2 separate regions of the Homo sapiens genome follow, and region 2 is linked to region 1. A link is an interaction called in ENCODE POLR2A ChIA-PET data of the cell type or tissue named here. Cell type or tissue: Panc1. All regions are shown on one strand. Each heading gives the region's core, and the rest is flanking DNA. Links, peaks and the distances in the headings are about the cores only.

What was found. Peaks named below come from ENCODE experiments on the same cell type or tissue, not always from the same donor. Only the 100,000 strongest peaks of a DNase experiment are listed, where the experiment ranks them.
Region 2: POLR2A ChIA-PET joins it to region 1 with 12 read pairs; 2 of 35 experiments call an interaction of 5 or more read pairs at or near these places.

Annotation. Positions count from the first base shown.
Region 1 is chr12:56,232,396-56,235,309 of GRCh38, reverse strand. SLC39A5 (solute carrier family 39 member 5) reads right to left here. Exons shown (of 13, transcript NM_173596.3): 5 at 2,438-2,621; 6 at 324-486; 7 at 1-153. Among named protein-coding and RNA genes, the nearest start is that of SLC39A5, 3.8 kb to the right of the region's middle. In Panc1, for the core only: no CTCF peak of the experiment used is centred there; a DNase peak (open chromatin) is centred at 1,587.
Region 2 is chr12:55,869,622-55,872,535 of GRCh38, reverse strand. It overlaps the pseudogene OLA1P3 and the pseudogene RN7SL676P. Among named protein-coding and RNA genes, the nearest start is that of MMP19, 28 kb to the right of the region's middle. In Panc1, for the core only: no CTCF peak of the experiment used is centred there; no DNase peak of the experiment used is centred there.

The DNA of each region.
Region 1 (2,914 bases), core at 175-2,674:
GCAGTGCATCCCCACAAAGAGTGCCCACCGCCAGGGCCCCCAGGAAGCCCAGCAAGGGCCGTAGTAGACGAGGTCCCAGGAGCCGCAGCAGCAGCAGGGATAGGGGAGAAGGGAGGCTGAGCAACAGGACTGCCAGGGCACTCTGAAGCAGGGCTGGGGAGAATCAGGGGCTGAAGTTAGGTCAGGGCAAGAGGAGGGTCCCACACGTAAGGTGGAGCAGAGAGAACACTACAAGGAGAGGCAGGACCCCAGTGAGCCTCCTTTTTGGCATGGGCCCCACTTCCAGGATTCAGGGTGTCCCCCACCCACTCCTACTTGCTGACCAGATAGTAGATCCCCTGGGGGTGCAGGGGCCGGAGCGCCGATGCAGACGCGGCTGTCGATCTGATAAAGCAGGGCTGGGCACAGCAGAGCAAACTGACGAGGGGTCAGAGGAGCAGCGGGGCTCAAGCCAAAATTGACCAGCAGCTGGGAGCCGTTCAGACACTGGAGAATTGAGGGTCATACATTGGAGAATCACCAGGAACTATGACTCAGATCTTTAACACCTGGCCAGGTGTAGTGGCTCACACCTATAATCCCAGCCCTTGAGAGGCCCAGGCGGGTGTATCATCTGAGGTCAGGAGTTTGAGACCAACCTGGCCAACATAGTGAAACCCTGTCTCTACTAAAAATACAAAAATTAGCTGGGGATGAGCCGGGTGCGGTGGCTCACGCCTGTAATCCCAGCACTTTGGGAGGCTGAGGTGGGTAGATTGCCTGAGCTCAGGAGTTCGAGACCAGCCTGGGCAACATGGTGAAACCCTGTCTCTACTAAAATACAAAAAATTAGCTGGGCATGGTGGCGTGCACCTGTGATCCCAGCTACTCAGGAGGCTGAGACAGGAGAATCGCTTGAACCCAGGAGGCAGAGGTTGCAGTGAGCCGAGATTGCACCAGTGCACTCCAGCCTGGGCGACAGAGTGAGACTCCATCTCAAAAAAAAAAAAAAAAAATTAGCTGGGGATAGTAGTGAACACCTATAATCCCAGCTACTCGGGAGGCTGAGGCAGGAGAATTGCTTTAACCCAGGAGGTGGAGGTTGCAGTGAGCCAAGATCACGCCATTGCACTCCAGCCTGGGTGACAGAGTCAGACTCTACCTCAAAAAAATATATATATATATATTTAACACCTGTCCTTCCATTGCATAGACTCCTGGGTCTCTCCCAGGGTCCCCTTTGCTCCTACTGGCAGGTACCTTGGGGACTAGGGCCAAGGGTACTTATAATCAATGTGTATTATTAGTGAATATTCAGTCCAATGCAGGTATTCAATTTGATGCAAACTGGGTGCTAGTGAGCATTGTCATCATCTTCCCTGCAAACTCTGATCATTTCAATCATTTTGTTGATTTGATAAATGAAGCTGGTTGGAAAACTAGAGCTCTCCATGCCAGAATCTTAAAAGGGAAAAGACCCTGAAATGCCATCTAATCTCCCTCTCAACAGCCCTGTCGATGTTCATCCAGCCTCAGCTTGAATGCTTCCTGCAATGGGCACTCACTGGACCTCCATCAGGGTTAGGCAGCTTTGTCTGCCCTCTGGTGTAAGTGGAATATATTCTCTGTCTTTCTGGATGAAGACAGCCATCCATTCCCTGCAGGTCTCCTCTCCAGGTGACCATCCAGATCCTACCCTGGGCTGCTTCTCTAGATTCTCTGCTTTGCCATCTATTCCCCTAAACTGAGTCTTGGAGCTCTGGATATGGGCTCACCTGCTCTGATCCCAGAGGGAACATAGTTCACTATTGAAATAACATCCCCTAAGACCACAGTGAGATATTTTTTTTTTATTTTTTTATTTTTTTTATTTTCATTTTTGAGACAGAGTCTCGCTGTGTTACCCAGGCTGGAGTGCAGTGGTGCAATCTCGGCTGACTGCAATCTCCGCCTCCTGGGTTCAAGTGATTTTCCTGCCTCAGCCTTCCGAGTAACTGGGATTATAGGCATGTGCCACCACGCCCAGCTATTTTTTTTTTTTTTTTTTTTTTTTTTTTTTTTTTTTTGAGACAGAGTCTCCCTCTTGTTGCCCAGGCTGGAGTGCAAATGGTGCCATCTTGGCTCACTGCAACCTCTGCCTCCCAAGTTCAAGCAATTTTCTCACCTCAGCCTCCTGAGTAGCTAGGATTACACACACCTGTTACCACACCCGGCTAATTTTTGTATTTTTTAGTAGAGATGGGGTTTCACCATGTTGGCCAGGCTGGTCTCGAACTCCTGACCTCAGGTGATCCACCCACCTCGGCCTCCCAAAGTGTTGGGATTACAGGCGTGAGCCACCACGCTTGGTCCACGTTGGGATTTAAAAACAAAACAAAACAAAAAACTACTGATTATTTAAACATTTCAGGCCATCTAATCCCATGGCTCCTTCCCCTCTAGAGACCGTCAGACTCACATCCTCATTCAGGTGGTCAGCCAATGAGTGGTCCAGCAACAGAAGCCTGTGAAGGAGGTCCAGGCCCGAGGGGGCTGGCCCACGGGGTAGGTGAGGGGCCTTTGACTCTTCCAGGTCACCCCACCCTGAGGGACCCAGAGGCATCCCTGCCCAGACATCCACACTCAGCTCAGGGTTCTGTGGCCTGGAATGGATGAGACAGCAAGTCAGCCTCCCTTGTGTTCTCTATCAACCCGCTTTGAGAGGCTCCCAGGGATTTTAGGGGGAATGGGGGGACTAGCCACTGACTGGAGATCCTGGGACCCAGAAACCATGGAATGTCATTCTTAGGAAGATCTGTGAGTTGTCCATTTTCTGCCACTGGGGGGGACAGAAAAAAAAGGACGACAACCAAAAGGGCTACGAATGGCTGGGCACGGTGGCTCACGCCTGTAATCCCAGCACTTTGGGAGGCTGAGGTGGGTGGATCACCTGAGG
Region 2 (2,914 bases), core at 183-2,682, 360 kb after region 1:
TGAAAATTAGTGTTGCTGGATTGCCAAATGTTTGGAAATCTGCCATCTTCACTGTATTAACCAGTAGTCAGACTTCAGCAGTAAACTTCCTATTCTAAACTGTTGATTCTAACTAGAGGAGAGTACCTGTGCCAGATGAAAGATTTGACTTTCTTTGTCAGGACCACAAACTAGCACGCAAAATTTCTGCCTTTCTAGATGTAGTGAATATTGCTGGCTTTGTGAGAGGAGTTGATTTCGGCCGTGGAGACGCTTTTTTATCTCAAATCAGTGCCTGTGATGGAATCTTCCCTCTAACACTTGCTTCCAAAGATAATGATATCATGCATGTTAAAGAAAGTATAGATCCTGTTTGAGATATAGAAGTAATACATGAGGCCGGGCGTGGTGGCTCACGCCTGTAATCCCAGCACTTTGGGAGGCTGAGGCAGGTGGGTTACCTGAGGTCAGGAGTTTGAGACCAGCCTGGCCAACATGATGAAACCCCGTTTCTACTAAAAACACAAAAATTAGCCGGGCGTGGTGGCAGGAGCCTTTAATACCAGCTACTCGGGAGGCTGAGTTGGGAGAATCACTTGAACCTGGGAGGTGGAGGTTGCAGTGAGCCGAGATCATGCCACTGCACTCCAGCCTGGGCAACAGAGTGAGACTCTGTCTCAAAAAAAAAAACAACAAAAACTAATACATGAAGGGCTTAAATATGAGGGAATAATTGGGCCCATTAAAGATAAACTAGAAAAGGTGGCCTTTTTCTAGTTTAGTGAAAACTAGTGAAGGAGATAAAAAATTAAAACCTGAGGCCAGGCACGGTGGCTTACAGTTGTAATTCCAGCACTCTGAGTGGCGGAGGCGGGCGGATTGCTTGAGTCCAGGAGTTTGAGACCAACCTAGGCAACATAGCGCAACTCTGCCTCTACTGAAAAAAGAAATACAAAAAATTAGCCAGGTGTCGGGGCACACACTTGTAGTCCCAGCTACTTGGGGAGCTGAGATGGGAGAATCACCTGAGCCTGGGAACTCGAGGAACTGAGTCGAGATTGCACCATTGCACTCCAGCCTGGGCAATCAGAATTAGACCCTGTCTTCAAAGAAACAAAAGACCCTATATTAGTCAGGGTTCTCTTAGAGGGATAGAACTAATAGTATATATATATAGTAGTTTATTAAGTATTAACTTACACAATCACAAGGTCCCACAATAGGCTGTCTGCAAGCTGAGGAGCAAGGAAAACCAGTCTGAGTCCCTAAACTGAAGAACTTGGAGTCTGATGTTTGAGGGCAGGAAGCATCCAGCACGGGAGAAAGATGTAGGGTGGGCTGGGTGTGGTGGTTCACGCCTGTAATCCCGGCACTTTGGGAGGCTGAGGCGGGTGTATCACTTGAGGTCAGGAGTTCGAGACCAGTCTGGCCAACATAATGAAACTCTGTCTCTACCAAAAATACAAAAATTAGCTGGGTGTGGTGGCACATGCCTGTAATCCCAGCTACTTGGGAGGCTGAGGCAGGAGAATCACCTGAACCCAGGAGATAAAGATTGTGAGCCGAGGTCATGCCACTGTATTCCAGCCTGGGCAACAGAGTGAGACTCCGTCTCAAAAAAAAAAAAAAAAGGAAAAGGAAGATGTAGGGTGGTAGGCTAGGCCCGTCTCGCCTCTTCATGTTTTTCTGCCTGCTTTATATTCTCTGGGGGCTGATTAGATGGTGCCCACCAGATTAAGGGTGGATCTGCCTTCCCCAGCCCACTGACTCAAATGTTAATCTCTTTTGGCAATGCCCACACAGACATACCCAGGATTAATACTTTGTATCCCTCAATCCAATCAAGCTGCCACTCAGTATTAACCATCACAAGCCCCAAACATGATATAATTTGCAGTCAAATCCTGGGTATAGATCAAAAGAAACATCATTGTTTCTATCATGATTGGGACAAAGAGATTGTATTTTTAAATATTTATTTTTTACTTCTAAACCAGTGGTGTACTTGATTAATCTTTATGAAAAAGTCTGCATTAGAAAGAAAAATGAATGTTTGATAAAAATAAAGAGTTGGTGGACAAGTATGACTCCGGTGTATTGGTCATTACTTTGAGTGGGGCCTTGGAACACATGTTGCAAGAACTGAGTACTGAGAGAGACAGAGTATCTGAAAGTGAACATGACACAGAGTACTTTGCTAAAGATCATTAAGGCTGGTTTTGCAGTACTCCTGCTAGAACACTTTTTCACTGCAGGCCCAGATGAAGTACATACGTAGACCATCTGCAAAGAGATGGAGGCTCCTCAGGCCGTGGAACAGATTCATACAGATTTTGAAAAGGAATTCAGTATGGCTGACATAATGAAATATGAAAATTTTAAAGAGGACGTTTCTGAAAATGCAGTGAAGCCTGCTGCAAAGTACAGACAACAAAGCAGAAATTATACTGTGGAAAGTGTAGATGTTATTTTCTTTAAATTTAGTACACCTCAACAACCAAAGAAGAAACAAATTTTAGTTATTGCTTAGACAAATGTACAACTTCCAAAAGGCCTATGACTTTTTAAAATTAAAATTTCTGGCTGGGCATGGTGGCTCACACCTGTAACCCCAGCACTTTGGGAGGCTGAGGCGGGTGGATCACGAGGTCAGGAGATTGAGACCATCCTGGCCAACATGGTGAAACCCCGTCTCTACTAAAAATACAAAAATTAGCTGGGTGTGGTGGCACGTGCCTGTAATCCCAGCTACTCGGGAGGCTGAGCAGGAGAATTGCTTGAACCTGGGAGGCAGAGGTTGTAGTGTGCCGAGATCGCACCACTGCACTCCAGCCTGGCGACAGAGCGAGACTTCGTCTAAAAAAAAAAAAAAAAAGAAAAAAAAAATTCTGAAAACTGAAGGGACAACGTTGGGGAGATGGGAATCTTCTACAAA